3 separate regions of the Mus musculus genome follow, and all the other regions are linked to region 1. Evidence: chromatin loops called from intact Hi-C (ENCODE). Cell type or tissue: left cerebral cortex. All regions are shown on one strand.

Region 1 (8,000 bases):
CGATTCTTTAAATAACCAAAACCCTTGAGGTTTAAAGAGAAAAGCAGGGGCTTTTTAAAAGAGCACCTGCTGCTCTCGCAGAGGACCTGGGATCAGTCCTCAGAACCCACACAGTGGCTCACAACTGCCAACCACTCCCGTTCCAGAGGATCCAACATCCTCTCTGGCCTTCTTGGGTACCAAGTACACATATGGCACAGCTATGCATGCAGACCAAACACCATACACATAAAAAGAAATGAGTCTAAAAAGAAGAGCATTTTGTTGACAGATGAGTAAGAACAATAAAGGAGGAGCCGCACATACAATTAGTATCTATCTTCTACAACCAGGATGAATGAGAACTAGGGTTCTCCAGCTGGCTAGCCCACACCTATGCTAATCTACCACTTCTATGCTAGTTACACTTCTAACCTACCAGTAACTAAAGGCCAGTCCCAAGAAGGAATAAGTACACAGCATCTCAATAATCAACGAGTTTTAATGCCTTAGCTACTACTATAGAAACAATGTATCACTTTAAGGTCCCACTTCACATCAGAACTAATTTAATATTATTAAAGACACAGTAATGTTGGAAACAATTCAATAGTACTCACCTATCAAAGTCTGACAGCTTATTCGGGTTACACCACTATTTACAGGTAAGTCATTTACATATACCTGTCCACGCTCATAGGTTATGTTAAGAACAACCTTGAAATAAAGCAGCATATACATTAATTTCAATGGTTTATAAATGACCACAAACTCTTCATATCAAAAATACATCATCTAACTATGTGTGTAGCAGGTGTTATAGTTTGGCTCTGCCCCTCAAAGACCCATGTGTTGGAAGCTTGGTCTCTCTCCAAGTGGTGATGTTTGGGGGAAGGGAGCCCTCTAAGATACAAAGCTTAGTGGTAGATGTCTAATCCCTAGGACAATGTCTTCAAAGGCACTGTGGGATCCCAGTCTCTCTTATCTGGTATCTGGCAAAATAAATTTGTCCTCCTGTTAGCTCCTATCACTCTGGTACCATTTGCCATAAGACCAAAGACAACCAACACCAGCACTATGTCCTTGAGCCTCCATAACTAAGCTAAAAGCAAAACATCAAAAGCCCTTTTGGTTTTATTTAGGGCTTTTGTTTTGTTTGATTTGGTTTTTTTAATAAGTTATATATTTTTATTTTATTTGTATAGATGCTTTGCCTGCATGCGTGTCTGTGCACCGTGTGTGTAGTGCCTAAGAGGAAAACAGGGTGCTGCTTCCCTGGAAGTGAAGATACATGTTGAAGGCTAGGCTGATCTAAGGCTTTCCCTGAGGCCCTGATGTATAGCAAAAACATTCTTCTAAACTGTCTCTAACCCTTGAGCCTGCTTGGCAGAGTCAGTATGGCCTGGAGCCAGGACCTTGGGACAGCTACAGATTCTGATCTTTGAGAACCCAACACTTCCCACCCTAAGGGGCTACGTTGTGTGTCCCAACCCCATCCTCTGACACCCTTGAGATATCCAGTACCCTCCCCCCTTGTGTAGAACTGCTTGAATCACTTCCTGCTGACTTATTCCCACAGTATAGCAGACTTTTACTGACTCAGTACCATTTTTCCCATAAAACTACACACTAGACACTGTATATCTATCGTAAGCTTGCTTGACATAAGACATAGCTTATGCAAGCCCCCTGATCCCTACTTTTCTATCTTCTTTATCTTCTCATCCCCTCAGCAGCCTGTCACTGGAGAATGACCTGCTGGTCTAGGTCAGCTATAGATGGTTATAAACTGCCATTTGGGGACGTTGGGAATCCAACCTGGATCTTCTACAAGAGCAGTCACTGCTCTTAACCACTGAGCCATCCTTCCCGTCCTTGGTTTTGGGTTTCTTAAGACAGTCTCGCTACTTAAGAAGCACAGGCTGACTTTAATTTGAGGTAAGCCCTTTCTGCCTCAGCCTCCAAAGTGCTGGGATTACAGGAATGAAGTGCTACGCCTAGCCTCATATAGCCTGGCATAGATTTCATGTATTTATATGTAGTAGCCTGCCTTGGGCATTGCAATGTAATAACAGAAAATGGACTAATACAATCAGTAAAACTTTCTGGCTAAATATTATAGTAAAAATATAATCAAAAGAAGACAAACCTGTTCTTCAGACTCTTCCCCACTCTTGCTCAGGGTAGTTACATTGATTTGGATGCCATTCTACAAAACAAAGGTATAGGTTGGACAGATACTCACTTTACATATTGAAAATAAACTGACTGTGCGGGCAAGTTCAAATATTTCTTGGATTCAGAAGAGATGATGAAGAATCTCCAAAATTCTAAAAGAGAGGAAATAAGTCCATATCTCTATAACTTTACAATCACCCAGTATTTATTTGGTTTCCGGGTGCTTGTCCGCACAGTTGCTATTTTACCCAGAAGAAATTGCGGCTCAACTACAATTTCATATACAAGTGTGCTTGAGAGTTGCAAGGTTGTTGCTACTGCTTTGTGATTTCTGTATTCAAAAGAAGAGTTCTAGCATAATTCTAAAACATTATAAGCAGAATAAAGAGCTGGAGATGGCTCAAGAGTTATAAAAGCACTTGTTGCAAAACAGGACCATGGGAAACACTGAATCCACAAGGTTATCCTGTGACCTCCATTGGTGTAAGTTCCCGATCCAACACCACATATACACAACAAGTAAAGTTTTAAACATAAAAAGTGACATTTATCATGACAGTCACTTCTGTCTTTAGTGTGTTCCTACCACATAAGTTTCTTGTCATTTGGGGAAAACTCGAATTTTATAATCTCTAAACTTTCTCCTACTATACTGAAGAAGGCCAATGTGGCAACAAGAGTAAATCATGGGCTGGCATTTTGCAATGGCAGGGTTCTCACAGTAAGCCAGGAATCTGAAAGACTTGTGACCTTAGAGCGGTTGAATCTCGTTCCCCTGGGATGTTGAAGAAACTCATCTCCGACCCATCACGCAGGAAAGGACTGCTCCTCCCACCCACCCCACCCCCACGACCACACACACACACACACACACACACACACACACACACACACAAACACACATCCAATAAAAAGCCCATCCGGGAAGCGATAGACCTTCAGCCTCCCTCAGTCGCTAGCCCGAGTGGCCCCGAGACCAAGAAAGGCACTCCCTCCTGGTCGCGGCCGAGCAGACACAGGTGGCCTGGAAAATTGCTAATTGGGCAACACAAACATCTTCAGGGCCCAGGACCGGGCGCTAACCCAGGAAGGAGCCATTACAAACGACCGAAGTCACTAGCGATCACGCATTTTCGACAGCAAAACCTGGCAGGATCCGAACCGATTCGAGAGGCGCTAGGAAACTCAAGTTCGATGGCCGCAGTCTTGACCACACTTTCAAGGACGCCTGCACGCCTTCCTTGCGTTCCCTTTCGGGGGACCCACCCCACCCGGCATCCGGGAAAGCCCCCCCTTTCTCTCCCGGCGGCCAGACCCGGTCCAGCCCCGCACTCTCGGCTGTCCACCTGCGGGAGGGGGCAGCGTCACCCCGCCCGGGCTCCCGGAGGTCCAGGCAGAGGAGCGGCTTGTTGCGGACGCCCAGCCCTACCTGCGGGGCTGTGGACGGCGGCCTGGGCGCGTTGGTGGTCAGCCATCCCGCGGCTGGCAGCGCTATGAACAGCAACAACCGGACGGACAGCGGCGCCGACAGGCCGCCCTCCATCTTGGACAACACCGGCCCGGCGCGGCGGGAGGTGAGGGCGTGGCGGTCCGGGGCGGGGCGGGGCCTAGGGGAGGGGAGGGGCTGGGGGGCGGGACCGACCCCTCCCAAATGGGGCGGGTCGACCGAGCTGCTGGGGCTGCGCAGGCCTTTGACGTCTATGGGCGGAGCCAACTTTGTGAGCGTCCTCCGGGAGTTTGAGATGAGAAAGGGGTTTTCTCCAAACAAGTGCAATTCTTTACGAAGCCTTTACTTTTGGAGTGTGATTTTGTTTTCTCTTTCGAAACAGGATCTCGAAACAGTAGCCTAGGCTAGCTTTGAACTACTTACTGATCCTGCTGGAATTACAGAAGTGTGCCACCCTCTCACCTCAACCTTGATGGTACTTTTTCATTAGTATCAATATGTCGATATACTTACAAAAAAATGAAACAACTAGTGTCTTATAAAATGTCAGGAATGATAAATAAAAATTTAGCACTTGGAGAGGTACCCGCTTTTTCACTGGCTCTCACTATGCAGCTCCAGAACCCTCTATCTACACCAAGCTGACATTCAACTTGTGACAATTCTCCTGCCTCTGCCTCCTGAGTGTTGAGATTACAGGCAAACACCACCATTCCTACTGACTCATAAATTGCCACCTCTGGCTACAGGTGAGACTTTTGTTTGTTTGTTTTGTTTTTGTTTTTCGAGACAGGGTTTCTCTGTATAGCCCTGGCTGTCCTGGAACTCACTTTGTAGAGCAGGCTGGCCTCGAACTCAGAAATCCACCTGCCTCTGCCTCCCACGTGCTGGGATTAAAGGCGTGCGCCACCACTGCCCGGCCAGGTGAGACTTTAAAAAGTTTATGAAGTACTGGGCCTCCGTACAGCCCCAAGTATCTGATTCGATTAGATTGCACTAGAGCTGGGAAAGTGATAATTTGTCATGGGTCAGGGCTGAGGACCTGGCCCTTACCTTAAATGTCCCACTGTACTTTTGGCGTCGAGAGAAAATGCCACCAAATGAAGCCCGGTTCACATGTCTCCACATTCTGCTCCATTACTTTCCTAACCTATGAAATGAAGGTGTAGACCTTTCTTTAACCTGTTAATTTTTAAAATTTTATGTAAATGAGTTGTAAACCACCATGTGGGTGCTGAGAATCAAACCCCAGTCCTTTGTAAGAGCAATAAGGGGCCTTAACCGCTGAGCCGCCTTTCCAAACCCTTTTTCTAACCCTTTAGCTTGTATTTATTGTGGAGCAAGGTGTCATGTGGACGTGAGAGGACAACATCCGGGGGCCAGTTCTCCGCTTCTGCCATGTGGCTTACGGGGATCCAACTCAGGTCGTGAGGCCAGCTGGAAAACAATTCTGTCCTAATCGCACTGAACTTCAGGGAGGGGCTGGAGCATATTGGCTGGGGAAGAGTAGGAGACCGGACCCCAGCCAGGAGGTTACTGAGAAGCCCTCAGCCGTGGTGATTTCCCACCATTGCCCTGGGGTCCCCACACTTCTGTTACTAACCCCTCACATGAGTAAGCCCAATAAACCCAAGGACTTCCTGGGCGAATGCTGGTGGGATTATATTTTGGTTTGTCATAGACCTTAGAAGTAGGGGTAGATGCTCACAGCTCCCCCGGGGAAGGAGTTTTCTTAATACAGGATTGCATACCGATTGACACGTAGTTGTATGTATGGCCTGTTAGGTAGAATAAGAAATTTATTTAGGGGGCTGGTCAGATGGCTCAGTGGTTAAGAGCACCAACTGCTCTTCCAAAGGTCCTGAGTTCAAATCCCAACAACCACATGGTGGCTCACAACCATCTGTACAGTTACAGTGTGCTCATATACATAAAATAAATCTTTTTTTTTAAAGAAATGTATTTAGTTTTTCTTTGAAATAAAACCTTTGCCATAGAAAGGATTTTTTTTTTCAGCTTTTGAAGCCATTTTCTCCTACTACCTCTGCCATATGCCTTACTTCTAGGGTACAGTAAACTGCTAGGTAGCTCTCAGATATTAGTAGGTCATTAAGGATGGATCCCCCCTCCTTCATAATCAGCAGATGGTAAATCCAGGAAATGAAATTGCTGAACTGTGACTACTAAATGCATGAGCTCTGCTGGAGACACTGTAGCAGTCTAGAATATTACTGTTTAGCTGGGGGTTTTCTGGTAAAGCACAGCCACATCACTGTCCCCATCCTTAGCAATGAATCCACCTCTCCCTTGGTACAGTGCTTCAGAGCCCTGGGTTCATTCCCAGCATTGACTGTGGGCCCATCAAGATGGTTCGGCTGATAAAGGCTCTTGCTGCCAAGCCTGAAAACCTGACTTTAGCCCTTGGAAGCCCACATGATGGAAGGAGAGAACCAACTCTTTGCAAGTTATCCTCTGATGTCCACATACCCACTGTGGTACAAGTGTGTACACACCTCACACACACACATGTAAATAAATAAAAGCAAAACCCAAAACCTGGGTGTGATAAGGAATATAATTCCCATCAGCTCAAGGTCATTGTTGGTTACATGAAACCTTGTCTCAAAAAAGAAAAGAAAAAAAAAAAACTTGAGTTAACCAAAATGGGCCTATCAATTACCTGTACAGGAAAACCATCCCTCAGGAAAGCTATCTCTGGTCTTTATCCACCCTCACCCTTTGAGAGTGTTTCCTTTGCAGTGGTTCTTTGTCCACTTGTCAACCTTGAGAGTGCCCCACTTTACCTTGCAATATCTGTACACGACATTTGTGTGTCTTGGAATTCTTTTTGACAGAGGTAACATGGGCAAAGAGGAGACTAGGATGAGATTCGCCATAACAAACCTAAGAAGGACTCGTTAAATGTTCACAGTGTTTCTCTGTGTAGCCCTGGCTGTTCTAGAATTCACTCTACAGACCAGGTTGGCTTTGAACTCACAGACATCCACATGCCTCTGTCTCCCAAGTGCTGGAATCAAAGGTGTGTACCACCACAGCCCAGAAAATGTTCACTTTTTAGCTAAGTTCTCAACCACTATGAGGTACTGTACATCAGTACTAACTTATTGGTGGATTCTATAATGAAGGCCTACTTACTTCTCTGGTCATCTAAAACTACTGGCTATTACACTCTGTGATAAACTTCTGGAATTAAAAATGAGTCTAGAGAACTAGAGAGATGGCTCAGCAGTTAAGAGTGCTTGTTGCTCTTCTAACAACTGATTGGAATTCAGTTCCGAGGGCCCAATGTAGGTGGCTCACAACCACCTGTAGTTTTAGTTCCAAAGGTTGTAAGGCCTTCTGACTAACACATGCAAACACACACACACACACACACACACACACACACACACACACACACACAAATAAATAAATAAATAAATAAATAAAAAAAATAATCCAAGTTCAGAAAAAGACAGGCATGGAGTGTGGAATATATAGAATATATGCAAAAGGTCCCAAAGTACATGTGTGTGACAAGGTGGTAGGGAGAAAAGGCCGCTTGTTTAGCAAGAGAGCTCTTCCTAGTATCAGACAGTCCATTCTTTATTTCACTGTCTCTGCTCGTGGCATGAGCTCCGGGAAGGAGCAGCCAAACTTTAAAGCATGGAGCCAGCTCAAATAGATTCTCCTTGGCACTTATTCTTTGGACAAAGGAAAAAAAAAAGCTAAGTAGTTAACGCTGATGAAGACCAACTTTATCATCTGTATGGCACTGCTTTCTTTGGGTCCCATTTTATTACATGCACACATGAATCCCATAATTTGAAAAAATAAAATTACACAACTATGATGAGCTAACAATCCCCCAACTGTGACTATACCTCGTTAAAAGGTTCTGTTCACTTTCTATTCAGAAGAAAATGGTTTCATCCACCTGACTTTGACGTTCATATGCAAAATCAAGAATTAACTTGGCAGTTGCTTATGAATAATAAACCCATCAGTATTAGTGCAGTACATACTTTGATCTTATTTTGAGTCAGCTCATGTCAACTGGATTTATTTGAGCACAAAGCTCATCCAAGGGTTCCATTTACCTACTACCCAGCCAGTTTGACTATGTGCACATTGATGCATTCTGATATTTGAGGCAGAAAATAGTTTGAAACATCTAATAGCTTAGAAAGTGAAGTATGTAAGACACAGAATAGACCTCTAATTGATCATTAATAATCTTTGAACCCAAATATGGATACATCTGCCTCCTGGGCATTTTCTTAATTCCTGATTGATAGGGAAGGTCGAGCCAATTGTAGGAGGGGCCGTCTCTGGGCTGGTGGCCCTGGGTTTTTTTTTAAATAAGAAACCAGGCTGAGCATGCACACATGAGAGA
Region 2 (8,000 bases), 120 kb before region 1:
AAGGAAACACAGATAGGCATAACCCAGACACTAAGGAAACACAGATAGGCATAACCCAGACACTAAGGAAGTGGGTTGAATTTTCCCCCTTTTATGAATAAACAAGTTGGGACGAGAAGGAGAAGAAATTGCTCATCTTATTTTAAATAACCAGAGTAACATTTTAAATGCTAAAAGATGACACTGAAATCCAGGCAGGAATCTCATGCCCCTCATAGAACCAAAGGAAAAGGGAAGGCCCGGAAAACCAAGAAGGCACTGCTGAAGGCATCCACAGCCACGGTGACGACCTTGCAGCAGCCCAACAAACTAGGGCTCTGGTGGTAGGTAGCCCAAACTTCCCTGGCAAGAGTGCCTTCAGGAGAAATAAACTGGCTGTCATCAATCCCCTGAGCACAGAGTCATTCATGAACGGAGTTCTAAAAGACTGGGCCAGAATGTTTCTTAAACGTTATTTTAAAATATATAACTGATAACGCAGAAACAGCGGCAGAATGTGTCCTTGTATTTTCAATTCTGTGTCTATGTAGTCCCAGGGTTTGCAACTGAACATGCACAACTCAAGAATTCATGAGCTATAGTCTCCAGCTCTAGTTGTCTAACAAGCTCTGTAGGTGATCCACAACTGTAAGGCCTGCTTAAGCTTTAGAGAAACTGTTCAAACTTACCAAAGAACAGTCATCACACATAAGCCGACGAATCGTAAGAAATCTATCACACATTCTCAAAGTGTACAAATGATGTATTACTATAAAATCAAGTACAAAAGGGAAAGTAAATAATTTCAACAAATTACAGTATTCAAATTAAGGAAACCATATAGTTCATTTTGAGAAAAAATTTAAAAAATTAAACTCGAACCTCCACTTCCAATTTGGAGGTCCCTTTGCTTCAGTATCATCATGATCATTTCTTTCTTTCTTTCTTTCTTTCTTTCTTTCTTTCTTTCTTTCTTTTTTTTTTGATCATATTTCTAAGACTTCAATTAAAAGCCCTTCATTCTGGAGGCATGTCTAAGACACGAGGTTTAAACTCAAATACCACACAATTAAAAATAAAATTTTAGAAAAATATATAAGAAAGAAAGAAGCAGATATTTTCTTTCTCGATTTTGTTTGTTTGCTTTTCAAGACAGGGTTCTTCTGCACAGCCCTGGCTGCCCTGGGTACTTGCTCTGTAAGCCAAGTTGGCCTCAGACTCAGAGACCTACCTGACTCTGGCTCCCCAGTGCTGGCATGCACCACCACTACCCTGCAGAAGCAGGTATTTTCAAACTGTGTGCCAAGTGCAAATTTCATATGGGTAAATACCATTTTAAAAATAAAATGCTATACAAATAAAAATAAGCTGATTAGTTAGAATTATCTCAAGTTTAAAGTTTCAGAAGTGTCCAAGTATTTTTAAAGAAAGCTAAATAGCTTGAATTCTCTAATTTCCTCTTACTAATGAATTATATACTTAGTATGAAACTAAATATCTACCATGCAATATATATATATATATATATATATATATATATATATACACACACACATATATATGTATAAATATATATACACACACATATATATGTTTATACCATACACTATATATGTATAGTATAAAACTAAATATCTACCATCCATAAATGTTAAATATTTTTTGTATCCTTAGAAGTTTCAGTTAAGTAATACAATACAGTAAAGTGATTATAAAACCACTTGGAAGCCGGGCGTGGTGGCGCATGCCTTTGATCCCAGCACTCAGGAGGTAAAGGCAGGCGGATTTCTGAGTTCGAGGCCAGCCTGGTCTACAAAGTGAGTTCCAGGACAGCCAGGACTACACAGAGAAACCCTGTCTAGAAAAACCAAAAACTAAAAATAAATAAATAAATAAAAATAAGACCACTTGGAAAAGATCTAGTGTTGGGTTACCACAAATTTGGCTACAAAAGAGACTTTAAAAGCTTGACAGATCACAAATGTCTACCACAGCCAAGTGTCTACTGTGATAACCTCTTAGGGGGAAAATTACCTAGTCACAAAATTCATGTTCAGAATGTTTTATGCTGCAATAGGAGGCACTTAGCTCATGTTATCAAATTTTATAGAACATTTCTTAATCCTGGGCTTATGTGTAAGCCACAAGAACATAAACAACACTTTACACTATTGCCTCAGTGTTTAAATATCTATTTGCTTTCAGATATACTTCTACAAAGAGAATGTTGACAAAGTTTGATAACATTTAGCTATCTAAACATACTTCATTGCCTTTCATTAACATCTAATGTCTATTTAACTATGATTCTTAAAATGTGATGATTAATATTAAGTACCAAATGTCCTACTTATTTCTCTCATTCACTTTTTTTTTTGTTTTGTTTTTGTTTTTGTTTTTCTAGACAGGGTTTCTCTTTATAGCCCTGGCTGTCCTGGAACTCACTTTGTAGACCAGGCTGGCCTCAAACTCAGAAATCCGCCTGCCTCTGCCTCCTGAGTGCTGGGATTAAAGGAGTGCGCCACCAAACCCGGCTCTCATTCACTTTTTTGTACCTTACATAGATCTCAGCATTTAATGCAAAGGGGATTGGCATTCCTGGGAGGGGTGGGGGTGGGGGTGGGGGTGGGGATGACTATTGATTCTTTGAGAAAATTCCATTGTTTAGCGTTCCAGCCCTCACGGTGATTATGAATAGAGTTGAGAAGTAAGATAAATACCTCAAAGGCTTAAAAAAAAAAAAGAAAAAGAAAAAGAAGAAGAGAAAAGAAAAGTCGCAAGAAAATTAAAAACATCACCCAGCAGACTATGATTATTTTTGAAAATTGGTGGCAAAAGAAGCTGTGAATTCTGATCAGGGTGAGGTTATGAACTTGCAGCTCTTCTTGGTCTCTGAGCCAGACAACAACACTATTTCAATTTAGAAAGGAAAGTGACACAGCATTCATTCTATCCTGAAACTATCATCAAAGGAAGCAATACAGTGACTACAGAAAATGCTATTCTTTAAAAAAACAAAAAAAAAAAAACAAAAACAAAAAAAAAAACAAAAACAAAACAAAAAACTTTTCAAACGCGCTTTTAAAAGCCAATGAACACTCTTGAAAAAAAAAGTTGGAACATTTTATACACACAATGGTCTGCTGGATTCAAAGACTCCAAACAAAGTCTCTTAGGAGCAGCATGCTCTGACAATCCCTCGCTCCCCCGCCGCCCCCCCCCCCCCAAGGGCCTATACTTTGGACAGCAACCTGAGAAACTGCTCCCAGCAACCGCAATAGTCGGAACCTCCTCTCCCCTCCCCTTGCTATCAGACAGCAGCATCTCCCTCCAAAGGAAAAAACAGAGGGCGGGGGAGGCAGAAAACAGAAAGCTTGCAGGGAATCAACCGAGAACAGTGAGAGAACCCGTAGGCCGAAGGTGGTGTCCCCTCGGTGCTAGTCCAGTCACCAGAAACAAGCCTGCACTTCCCCACCCTGAAGTCACGCCCCTCGCTAGTGGGACCGCAGACTCCAGCAACAGCCCCGCCACCTGTGCCGCACCCAGTCCCCCGCAGCCTGCGAGGAGGCAACTGCCCGTGTCCCACCCGCAGCAGCTCCCTCTTGGCTACTACCCTCTTCCCATCCACATCGCCGAGTGACAGGTCCCGGGAGAGGAGACTGCAAAAACGCACGGCGTTCCGAACTCCCGGTGCAACCGCGCTGCGACGCCCTCCAGCAGGCGCAGGGGTGCAGACCGAACGTTCCGGATTGTCAGGGGGGGACAGCGTCCAGGCCCGGCCCTGCTCCCTGGCCCACGCCGGGCGGGGGTGGCACTTACTGCGGAGGTTGTGGATTAGCTCCGAGTGGCTGGCGCCGCCGGATTTCCAGGCCATCGCGAAGCACACCCGGAGCAGGTACAGAACCACCTTCAGCGCGGCGACGGTCCCTAGCAGTTTCCCCAAGAGTGAGACCACCTCCCACACGGTCACCGCCCCGCTGGTGTCCCCGCTCGAGCGGCCGCTGTTACTGCCGTCGCTGCCACTGCCGCCAATGCGCGCTCCCGGCATCCCCCGCGGCACGCATGCGCTCTGTGACGCCGCGCAGTCCGGGGTGCGGCCAGGCGGGGCCCGCGGCGGGGGAGTCCTGGAGCCCAGTAGCGAGCGGGGGCGATAACCAGTGCTCGGTGGCCGCAGCGAGGTCGCACAAACGAACGCTGCTCAGTTCCCCTTCCTGAGGCCTGCACCTGCCTCCGTCCTGCGGCCGGCGAGCTGGTGTTCTGCGTGATGAGGCTCCTTCCTAGCCGCGGCTCTGGCTGATGCGGGATGGCGGGTCCGACGTGTGCCGCCTTCTTGGGCTCCGCAATCGCCACTCCGTCAGCTGTTGCGAGCGGCCGGTCTGCTCCTATGGCTGTCTAGATTGCTAGATGGTGTGCTGACTCCGTCTTGCCTCGTCCAACCCGGTGCACTAACCTAAGGCTTCTGGATGGGGCCAAAATAATCATTTTAACAGAGCCCAAGGGCAAAGGGCCTCTCAGGTACGAAGTCCACTAGCCTATGTCTCAGCACGGTCCTGATGAAGCAGAGGCTCTGGTTTGTTTTCAGCTCTGAAGGCATAAATTCAAGGTGGAAGAATACCGTGACATGGAATTGGGGGTAGGGATGCTTCCCTGGTTAAGAGCAAAAGTAGCCGAGAGCTATAATTGGTTACAAAATAAGCTCAGTACCCTGTGGTGGAAGTGTTATTCTTCCTACCCAAGTATGAGTTTCAGCTTAAGCTCACAAATTCCATCCTTAGACTGGACACCAATTTTACTGCTTTCATCTCTGCAACATTCTAAGAATTGACAGGAAACACTGTCTGCCGCATCCAACGTGTGCTAACTTGAACTGAGACACAGCCATGACTCCAGTAAACTTTCAGGAAGGAAACGAAGATAAGACACCTATGCTGTGCTGTGATGTCAGGAGCAATTTCCAAATTACAGTTCTTACCAAACTTCATCAGTTGCAACACTCAACCTGCATCCAACCTGAAATGTCTATCACCTATTTTCATGACTCCTGTAACTAACTATAAATGTCAGTGTTGTTCAACATTAAGAGTAAAGCGATGAGTTTTAGACCGTCCGTTTTTTTCCTACCCAGTACCACCTGCTCTTCTAGTCTGAGTGTAAAAGTTCATTAGAATCTCCTTGTGCTTAGGTACTTTCATCTGACTGCTTTTCTGTATGGGTCATGATGTTTACATCTGATGAGTTTAATCCAAATACCTTTTCCTGCTCCTCAGTCCATAAATATCACTCAACCTCAGCTTAGGTGAAGTGGTCCAGAGATGACCTTGTTTTCTCCATTTTCAAATGATTGGTCACCTCATAAATTCTATCTTGCAAAACCTATCATTTCGGTGACTGGCATTTTGTATGGGGAAAAGAAATAGCCAGGTTGGGTAACAGTCTTGCTGCTGGAAAACGAAACAAAACAAAAATCCTCAAGCTCAAAAAAAAAAGGGGGGGGCAGGCATGGTGGCACACGTAGGAGGCAGAGGCAGGCAGATTTCTGAGTTCGAGGCCAGCCTGGTCTACAGAGTGAGTTCCAGGACAGCCAGGACTACACAGAGAAACACTGTCTCGAAACACACACACACACACACAAAAAAAACAAACCCTCAAGCTCTTTATAATCTAATAACTCTCACATCATGACTCCTTTTAAAGAAACAGCCAACACAGTTTGGAACTCCTATAATATAAAGGAGAATAGCAATACTGATAAGTCTTTCCTCTTGTATTGTAGAACTTACATCCTAGTCATGGAAATCTGATTAGAACACCACTGGGCTGGGGTGTGGCAGAGGTCTTGCCTAACTAGTGGAAGATCTTAGGTTCCCTCTTGCACACCATTAACAACAAACAGCAGAAAAAAAAAGAAAAAATAAATAACTGTGAGTGCCATTAATGACCTAGATAGTAGTGCTACTGGGTTTAGCTAGAACAACGCAGACTGCAGCCATCAGGAAAAGGTACACATGGGTACTGAGCCTTGAAGGGTGGACAAGATTATGCAAAATAGGAGTGGAGGAATATCATAGGAGTTACCAAGAGCACAGACATACCGTAGGAATGGGAAGTTGCCGAGTGACACAGTTCTCAGCAAACTCATTGTTAATTATGTGTCTAAATGAACTCACCAGGTTGACAAAGCAAGAAAAAAAGCCGAACGGCCTGGAGAGATGGGTCAGCAGTAGAGAGCATTGATTGCTCTTCCAGAGGATACTGGGTTCAATTCCCAGCACCCACGTGGTGGCTGACAATCCTTTGTAACCCTAGTTCCAGGGGGAATCCTAGACCCTCTTTTTACCTTCTTGAGCACCAGGCTAGCGTGTGGTGCACACATGTATGTGCAGGCAAACATTCATACACATAAATCTTTGTGAAGATAAAACTAGAGTTCCAAATTCTAATTCCAGACTCCTCCTACTGTTGTGAGTCAACTTTGAATCAGAAGAGGAAGATATTAATTTGGTACCTTAATGAAAATACTTCCAGGGTAATTTAAGGGTCCTTTTTCTTGTTACTAGAGGTATGACTCAGGACCTATAATTTTAATGCGGAACTACACACCCAGTCCTAGCTGAGGAGGCTGAAAGTTTTTATACGTTTATTTTATGCATATGGGTGTTTTGTTTTGTTTTTGAGACAGAGTCTTACTATGTAGCTCTGGCTGGCCTGGAACTTACAGAGATCTGCCTGTGTCTCCAGAGTGATGAGATTAAAGGCATGTGTCACCGTTCCCGGTAATGTCTTTGCCTGCATGTATGTATGTGCACCTTATGTGTACCAATGGATGGTTGTGAGCCACTGGTGATGTAGATGCTGGGAACTGAACCAATCCAGGCCCTGTGGAAGAAACAAGTGCTGTTAGTGGTTAAGCAATCCTTCCAGCCCTAAGGGTTTTTAAAGTGTTTTTTTTTTGTTTTTGTTTTTTTTTTTTTTTTTTTTTTTTTATGTTCAGTGAAGTACAACGAAGGGCATAGACTGGCACAAGATATATCCCCCTGCATTCTTTTTTAATTTTTACTCTTAGATTTTTCTCTGTCAGGGCGAGAGAGATGGCTCGCAGTTAAAACGTATTTGCTGTTCTTGCAGAGAGCTAGAGTTGGCTTCTCGGCACTCACAAGGGTATGGCCCCACCTGCCTCTAACTCCACTCTAGGACATTCAGGTCTTCAGGCACCAGGCCTCACATGCACATATACACATGCAAATACATACATACATATGAATAATTAAAATACTAAGAAGAAAGCTGTGTTTAAAGGCTGGAGACATGTTGCTCCGCCAGGGGACCTGAGGTCATTTCCCAGCACACACAAGGCAGGTCATAACTTTGTGTAACTCAAGTTATAGGGACTTCAGTCCCCTCTGTTGGCCTTACCACTAGGCATAAACACACGCAGCACACACACATACATATGTGCAAACAAAACATTCATACACATAAAATAAGATTTTAGAATCTCTTCTAAAAAATTAAAAATAATTTTTAAAAAAATTAGTTATCAAAGAATATTAAAGGTAATTGTTTCCTGAGTTCTAAATCTGTAATGATTTTATTGTTTTGGTGGTTGATAATTGCATAAAATATATTTGATGATAAAATAAATATATACTAGATAGTAAAAGTATAAAATCCAATATGGAGCTACACAGCTTCGGAATGACTATGCTAAAAGTACAAAAGTACATTGGGCTGTTTAGTCTTTGGGGTCAGATTAATTTTGGTTTTTGTTGTTGTTTGCAACATTTTATAATAAAGTTCATTTAAAAGAACAAAAACCCTAATTTTGTAAAGAAAATTCTTCTAGAATTACATACACAGCTATTGCACAAATATATTTTCAGTGTTCCTAGACTGACTTGGCATTAGAAGTGTATCTTTTTTGTTTTGTTCTTGTTTTTTCGAGACAGGGTTTCTCTGTGTAGCCCTGGCTGTCCTGGAACTCACTCTGTAGACCAGGTTGGCTTCGAACTCAGAAATCCGCC
Region 3 (8,000 bases), 55 kb before region 1:
CTACAACTTTCCAATTGGTGCCTTCAATATGTTAGGCATGATATCCAACGTAATTTTGCCTCCTGGAGCAAGAGACAGTAAGCAAACATTGTCAGGAGTTTACCCTTTATGGCCATTCCCCTCCTGTGCAATTCCAGAGGTCACACCTCTCTGAGAAGCCACCCTGTTTTCCCTTTCCTCCAAGTTACTTCTTCTTTTAGCTGCAAATGTATCCTCCTTTTGCTACATAATCTATACCTTCACTTGAACACTTTCCACTTTTCCTTTGCTTAGTTAATAAAGTGTAACTCTTTGGCTAGCACCCACCTTTCTACCTCTTTCCCTGTAGCTTCTCAGTTCACATTAGTCTGGCTGTTCACCAGAAAAAAAAAATACAGTCTCATTTCCTAAGCCCCACTTGAGATCCACTTGTTTGAGCAATAGCTAGTGAAGCAGTAATGGCTCCTATGCACTCTCTCCAGAGGACACTGCAGAGTCGCACATGTCTGTTCCTTTGAAGTTAGACTGACCACATGATTTTCTAGGGTAATGAAATGTGAGGGCAACTGACATGTATTCTATCCAGACGGAAGCTATGCAATCCTTCCTTTCTTTCCTTCCTTTCTTTCCTTCCTTCCTTCCTTCCTTCCAGTCCTCCCTCCCTCCCTCCCTCCCTCCCTCCCTCCCTCCCTCCCTCCCTCCCTCCCTCCCTCCCTTCCTCCCTTCCTTCCTTCCTTCCTTCTCCTCCTCTTCTCCTCTTCTTCCTTATTCCTTTCCCTTCTCTTTCTCCTCCTTTGAGACGGGGTATCTCTATGTAACTTTGGCTGTCCTAGATCTTGTTATATAGACCAGGATGGCTCAAACTCATAGGGATCCTCCTGTCTCTGCCTCCTGAGAGTGCTGGGATCAAAGGTGTGTATCACCATATCCCTAGCCCCAGTCCTAGTCTGGGCTACTGTTACTGTGATAAAACACCACAACCAAAAGCAAGTTGGGGAGGAAAGGGTTGGGCTTATACTTCCACTTTATAGTCTATCACTGGAGGAAGCCAGGACAGGAACTCAAACAGGGCAGGAACCTGGAGGCAGGAGCTGATGCAGAGGCCATGGAGTAAGCTGATGCTTACTGGCTTGCTCCTCATGGCTTGCTCAGTCTGCTTTTTCATAGAACCTAGGACCGCAAGCCCAGGGATGGCCCTACCAACAATGGCCTGAGTCTTCCCATATTAATTACTAATTAAGAAAATCTCCTACAGTTGGATCTTATGATCTTTCTCAACTGAGGCTCCCTCCTTTCAGATGACTCTAGCTTGTGTCAAGTTGACAAAAAACTATACAGGACCCTTTATTTTTACTTTTATGGGTTCTAGTGATTGCATGCATCCAGCTGTGAGCTGGTGAGCTGGATGGAGCTAGGAAGAGCTGGGATGCAGCTCTATATAGAACTGGACTCAGCACTGCAAAAGTAAAAAGGCAAAGTAGGTCAGCAGAAAATTGTGTGACCGCACTTAGGAAACGGAGGCAGGAGGATTCCCCCTTGAGTTTGAGGTGACCATGGGTTATTTATTGTGATTCTATCTTCTAAAAAAAGAGAAGTTTGAAATCTCTGTGGTTTAAGGGTAACTATAACTGTTTGTTGTTTAATTGTACAAGTAAGTAAATAGAAGTAGTCACTGTGTCTTAGGGTTTCATTGCTGTGAAGAGACACCATGACCACGGCAGCTCTTATAAAGGTGAACATTTAATTGGAGCATGCTTACAGGTTCACGGGTTCAGTCCATTCTCATCATGGAAGTTTCCAGGCAGGCATGGCTGGAGGATCTGAGAGTTGTAAACCTTGTTTCAAAGGCAAACAGGAGAAGACTACTGTCTTCCAGGTAGCTAGGAGGAGTGTCTCAAAGCCCATCCCCACAGTGGCACATTTCCTCCAACAAGGCCACACCTACTCCAATAAGGCTATGTCTCCTAACAGTACCACTTTCCTGGGCCAAACATATTCAAACCACCACACACTGTAAGTCACCTTTTGGGGGTTTGTCTTTCTATTTCAAACATTTTCACTGACGCCAGGCACAGAAGCCCATGGCTGTAATGGGGACTCTTAAGAGCAGAGAAACTATGAGTCTGAGGTCAACCTGGGGTATGTGATAAGTTCCAGGCTAGGAGAGGTTATAGAGTGAGACTTTGTCTTGAAACAGCAACAAACAGGTATGTGGGAGTAGGTGGATGGGTGGAGGAACATCCTCATAGAAGCAGGGGGAGGGAGGATGGGATAGGGGGTTTCCTGGGGGCCAGGGTGGGAAAGGGGATAACATTTGAATTGTAAGTAAAGAAAATATCTGGATGGCTCAGCGGTTAAGAGCACCGACTGCTCTTCCAGAGACCTTGAGTTCAATTCCCAGCAACCACATGGTGGCTCACAACCACCTGTAATGGGATCTGATGCTCTCTTCTGGTGTGTCAGAAGACAGTTACAGTGTACTCATATACATATAATAAATAATTCTTAAAAGAAAAGAAAATATCCAAGGAAAAAACAACAACAAAACATCACTGAGGTATAATTTACATAAACTCAAATTACAACTTTCATTTCATGTGTAAAACTGTACACCTGGGAAGACATCTCCACTACAGAACATCATTCCCAACTCCTAACTAACTCCCACCCGGATACTTCTGATTAGTTACTACAGATTCATCCTGTAGGTTCTAGGATTTCCTATATATTTAAGTATACCATATACATTCATTTTGCACCTTTGAGAAGCTTTTAAATTATAATCCGGTTTTATAAATTAACAGGCCTTTGCATTTGTATAGATTATAAATCCATCTCTTGGAGTAATTGATCTATATCTCTCTAAGTGGTCTTTTTTATTCTTGCTGATGTGCTGATTATAGTTTTCTGTGCTCTGTGACACTAACGTTCACATCTACTAGAGCAGAAAATATATTTTCTATTTTTGGTGAAAAATTTAGAAGACTTTAAACCCTGTAAAACATTATTTCATATATGCAGTGGCTTGCCTGCATGCATGTATGTGTACCAGTTTGTGCCCTGTGTTTTGTGATATAGGAAGAGGGTGATGGATCACCTGGAATTGGAAATAAAATCTCACCCCTTAGCATGTCTTGAGAGTATTCGCGTTACCCTGACACATGGGTCCCAGGCTTCATAATCCTAAGTACCGGGCTCTAAAGCAAGATTTGTCATAAACGAATTGCTTGAGCACTGACACTCACCTGTAAGAGAGCCCCTGACCTCCTAACCTCAGAGCAGCTTAGTGTAAATCTCCTGCTAAGGCAGAGTGAAGAAGCCCTGGGAAGAGATAATGGTCCACAGAGTAAGTACTGAAGTAGGCGGGGTATTGCCAAGTCCTTCGCCCCGCCTACTTTCCTTCCCCACGCCTACTCCCATTTCCTAGCCGCGGCGCACAGTGCGCAGAAGCACCCCGAGCTCGGCCACGCCCCTCCGCAGGTTCCGCCTGCGCGCGCACGCCCGTAGAGCACGCACTTCCGGGGCGTGTCCCCGCCGGTGCGGGAACTATCCTTTTAAGAGGGGCTTTCCCGGTTTCATTTCAACTTGGTCCCGACCCGGAGCTGCGGCGGGTAGCCTGGGCTGCGCTAGGTGAGTGCTCGGGCCTCCAGGCTCCCTGTTCCGCCCCCGCGACACCCGACCAGGGAACGCGTTCGAAGCTTTCACGCCCCCATCCCGAAACTTCCGCCTTGTAAAATCCCCAGAGCCTGGAGGTTGGGGTTCAGCTTCTTTTCGTACAGTTTGTTAGGTTGGAGTTGTACTGCTTTCTGGTGGCTTACTTCTTTCTGTTGTTTCTCCTTTGTGTTGGCCTTTGTTTTTAGTTTTAGATTTATTGCTATTGTTGAGTATGGTGTAGATGTGGGCGCGTGAGTGGAGGTCAGAGGACAACTCTCTGGGGTCGCTTCCCTCCATCCGCCTTTACGAGGGTCCCAGAGTTGAACTCGGGTAGCCCGGCATGCTGGGCAAATGCCTCTACCTGCTGAGCCCCCTCACCGGCGTTTGTTGTTTTGTTTTTGTTGCTTTTAAAGGTGATAATATTGACGTTCTTTCTCTCTCTCCCTGGCTGTTCTGGATCTCGCTCTGTAGACCCGACTAGCCTTCCTTTACCTCCTGGCGCTGGGATTAAAGGTGTGTGCAACCACGCCACTCTTGGGGTTAGTTTCTTAATCTGAGAGCCTAGTGTTCTCATGAAAGCTTTTGGCTTTTTTGATTTGGCGCTGTGGAGAAAATTTATCCCAGGAAGCATTTGTTTCATTCAGTATGTGGGTTCAGTGGCATACAAACGAAAACTTGTCTTTCTTTCTTTCCTTTCCTTTCTTCTTTCTCTTTTTTCTCTTCTCTTTTCTTCTCCCTCTCTTCTCCCTCTCTTCTCCCTCTCCTCTCCCTCTCCTCTCTCCCTCCCCCTCCCCTCCCCCTCCTCTCCTCTTTCTTTTCTTTCCTTTCCTCTCTTTCTCTTTCTCTTTCTTCTCTTTCTCTTTCTCTCTCTCTCTCTCTCTCTCTCTCTCTCTCTCTCTCTCTCTCTCTCTTTCTCTTTCTCTTTCTCTTTCTCTTTCTCTTTCTCTTTCTCTTCTTCTCTCTCCTCTCCCTCTCCTCTTTCTTCAGTGTCTCTTGTAGCCAGAGCTGGTCCTTAACTCCGGATCCTTTTGCCTCTGCCTTGTACTGCGTGTAGGCTAGGCTTGTAACTGTTGCCAGCCCTTATTTGTTTATTTATTTATAGACAGTGTCCTTTGTAGCCTAAACTGGCCTGAACTTCTGAAACTCTTGCTTCTGCCTGGTACTGGGATTACAGGCGGCTACACTTCCCCCAGTTCAAGCTTTTATTTAGTAATCATTAGTACTTTTTATGTAATTAGCTCCCAAGAGAACAGTGATGCCTGCCTGCCTTTCTTTTCTCTTTTCTTTTCTTTTCTTTTCTTTTCTTTTCTTTTCTTTTCTTTTCTTTCTTTCTTTCTTTCTTTTTTTGTTTGTTGGTTTGTTTTTTTGTTTTTCGAGACAGGGTTTCTCTGTGTAGCCCTGGCTGTCCTGGAGACCAGGACTGGCCTCGAACTCAGAAATCTGCCTGCCTCTGACTCCCAAATGCTGGGATTACAGGCATGTGCCACCACTGCCCGGCTGATGCTCGTTTTCCTTGACGGTACAAGTGTACAAGGCAGTATAGAGCAGAGGCAAGAGGATCCGATGCTGGAGTGACTGGGAAGTAAAACAAAAATAACCCTACCATATTCTTTCCACAAAACCTAAAAAGGAATTTCAAAGTCTAATTTCTTTTTGTCTTTATCATAATTCCATAATTGCTACACAGTCACTACTATTTTCTTTTAAATATTTTTTTACTCTTTGAAAATTTCATGTATTTACACCATGTATGTTGATTGTATCCCTTCAACACTACCTCCAACACCACCCCAAGTGTTTCCATCTCCCCAACTTCAGATCCTATGTTGTTTTATTAATAAATTCCCATTGTTATTAATAAGCCTTTGAGACCAGTTAGTGTTGTCTGTGTGTACATGGGTGGCCAGCCGGCCAGCGTCTGTGGCTCATAGGACTGTGACTGTTCTTGTCAGCCATTGACTGCCAATAACTAATTCCTCATATTCTAGAGGTAAATTTCCTGAAATTACTTGTGTGTCTCTAGTACATTTGAGGGTGCTTTGCCAGCCTGCGTTCAACTCCTGAAACCAGGAGGGTCTACTCCACACGGTTACTTGTCCTCTGACCTGCACATGCACTGTGCCACACACTTTTTTTTTTTTTTTTTTCAAGACAGGGTTTCTCTTTATAGCCCTGGCTGTCCTGGAACTCACTTTGTAGACCAGGCTGGCCTCGAACTCAGAAATCCGCCTGCCTCTGCCTCCCAAGTGCTGGGATTAAAGGAGTGCGCCATCATGCCTGGTTTGCCACACACTTTTTGTTTTTTCTTAGAAAGAAAGTCTATTGCTAGTATTTCCTCCTTGTGTATATATTTGAAACAGACTGTCATATAGTCCAGGCTGGCTCTGCAGCCGGTGATGACCTCTGCCTTCACTACCTCAGCTGCTCATCTCCTTTTGTCTTTTTATCTTCAAAGCAATTCTTTTAAAATGTGGTGCTCAACCGGGCGTAGTGGTGCGAGCCTTTAATCCCAGCACTTGGGAGGCAGAGGTAGGCGGATTTCGGAGTCCGAGGCAAGCCTGGACTACAAAGTTGAGTTCCAGGACAGCCAGAGCTATACAGAGAAACCCTGTCTCAAAAAACAAAAACAAAACAAAAAGAAAAACAAACAAAACCATGGTGCTCTGTAAATGGTTCTTGAATGATTAACCTGTGCATGGTTAGAGTAAAAATAGCAGTTCTCAGTGGAGTCCAGCCTTACATACCTTTAGAAATTAGACAGCTATGATGTCCTGTTCAGATGTGGACAGGCTATGTCGACCTATGTATATGTGGACCAGGACCAGGGAGGGCCTCATGTGAGGCTGGTGGTTAGATCTTAGTGCTCAGTACTTGGATTTGCTGCCTCTTCTGGAGCTCTTTAGTTACTGGTTTTTCCAGTTGTACATGGGCGTGTGGGTGTGGGTGTGTGGGTGTGTGGGTGGGGGTATTTCATCTCTTTGTAGAGGAACTTGTGCAGATATTAAGATTGCTTGATACAGCTGTGACTTTTTTGCATGTAATTAAATTTCTGCTTAAATTAAAAAATTTCCTGCTGTGGCTTGTTGGCCACAATTATACTTGTCTTGTAAACAGAGTGTTGGGTAGTGTAAAGGAAGGCTTGAGTAAGATGAAGCAGCAGATTGTCTTTCTAAGAGCTAAGATTCTCAATCTTGAGGCAACTGGGTTTTTTGGGGGGGGTGTTTACATTAACCTTGAGCCAGTGGGTACCGTTTATAACTAATAGTAGTTAAAATCTTGTCTATTAGCTTTTCCCCCTTTATAGACCCTTCCTCAAATTCTGCCAGGTACTATGCTAGGTAAACCCAGTTTCTGTTCTTCTGCAGTGGAATTTGAGCAATGATAATGGAAACTGAAGAATGTCAAAAATACAGATGTTAATATTCTGGCTTAGATAATGTTGGAGTAATAGAAAAATGATGATTTTTAATCTAACTTTTAGTGAAATAAGAGTGCTTTGTCAGTATATCCATAAACACTTTGGGTTTCGTTTTGTTCTGATTTGGTTTTTTTGTTTTTGTTTTGTTTTTGTTTTTTGAGACAGGGTTTCTCTGTGTAGCCCTGGCTGTCCTGGAACTCACTCTGTAGACCAGGCTGGCCTTGAACTCAGAAATCTGCCTGCCTCTGCCTCCCTAGTGCTGGGACTAAAGACATGCGCCACCACACCCGGCTTGATTTGTTTTTTTGATAGCCAAGGACTGTGCATGCCATCTGTTAATGTAGCCTTGGACTGATGTTGCATTATTTGTTCGTTAGGAAAATATCAAGCTAGGCATGAAAGCTCACATCTGTAATCCTGCCATCTGGGAGGCTAAGCAAGAGAGCCACTGTGGTTCTAGGCCAACCAGAGCTAATGAAGTCCTTCCACTTCCCTCGCTGAAGAAATGAAACAGATTTGGCTCGAAAGGAATTTTATCTGACTAGAAAGAGAAATTCAAAACAGTATACCATTGAAGAAGGCTAGGAATAACTTCTTTGGGCTTTGAGCCCTGACCATGACCATCAAAAAAAAAGTCAGAGAGACCTGCTGCCTGGGCCATACAGATCTACTGTACACTTTCAGAGCTGACCAGACCTGGGCAGGTTCCTCTCTTTCAGTGCTGCTGCCCAGACTAGGCATTGCTATAGGGCAAAGAGAGTTTCAAGGCAGAAGTAATCACACAATAATCAAATGGGTCTGGAGAGATGCCTCAGTCTTCCAGAGGACCCAGGTTTGGTTTCCAGCTCCCATGTAGCTGCTACAAGCATCTGCGATTTCAGTGTTGGAATGTGATGCCACTCGCTGACCTCTGTGGGCACGGCATGCACTAGGTGTTCAGATATTCAGG

What was found. Peaks named below come from ENCODE experiments on the same cell type or tissue, not always from the same donor. Only the 100,000 strongest peaks of a DNase experiment are listed, where the experiment ranks them.
Region 2: a loop joins it to region 1, with 2.9 times the contacts of the local background. A loop is called at or near these places in 2 of 42 quality-filtered maps.
Region 3: a loop joins it to region 1, with 2.0 times the contacts of the local background. A loop is called at or near these places in 7 of 42 quality-filtered maps.

What each region holds. Positions count from the first base shown.
Region 1 is chr10:7,777,175-7,785,174 of GRCm38, forward strand. It overlaps Ginm1 (glycoprotein integral membrane 1), which reads right to left and starts at 3,743. Exons shown (of 8, transcript NM_001346750.1): 1 at 3,587-3,743; 2 at 2,129-2,188; 3 at 600-696. The coding sequence starts at 3,700. In left cerebral cortex, no CTCF peak of the experiment used is centred here; DNase peaks (open chromatin) are centred at 3,276 and 3,839; H3K4me3 peaks cover 1,299 bases; H3K27ac peaks cover 849 bases.
Region 2 is chr10:7,659,277-7,667,276 of GRCm38, forward strand. Pcmt1 (protein-L-isoaspartate (D-aspartate) O-methyltransferase 1) reads right to left here and starts at 4,332. Exons shown (of 8, transcript NM_001347228.2): 1 at 3,799-4,332. The coding sequence starts at 4,027. It overlaps A630066F11Rik (RIKEN cDNA A630066F11 gene), which reads left to right and starts at 4,095. Exons shown (of 1, transcript NR_030698.1): 1 at 4,095-5,347. In left cerebral cortex, no CTCF peak of the experiment used is centred here; DNase peaks (open chromatin) are centred at 4,069 and 4,338; H3K4me3 peaks cover 2,619 bases; H3K27ac peaks cover 1,988 bases.
Region 3 is chr10:7,722,515-7,730,514 of GRCm38, forward strand. Katna1 (katanin p60 (ATPase-containing) subunit A1) reads left to right here and starts at 3,486. Exons shown (of 11, transcript NM_011835.2): 1 at 3,486-3,609. In left cerebral cortex, no CTCF peak of the experiment used is centred here; DNase peaks (open chromatin) are centred at 3,434 and 4,140; H3K4me3 peaks cover 1,450 bases; H3K27ac peaks cover 320 bases.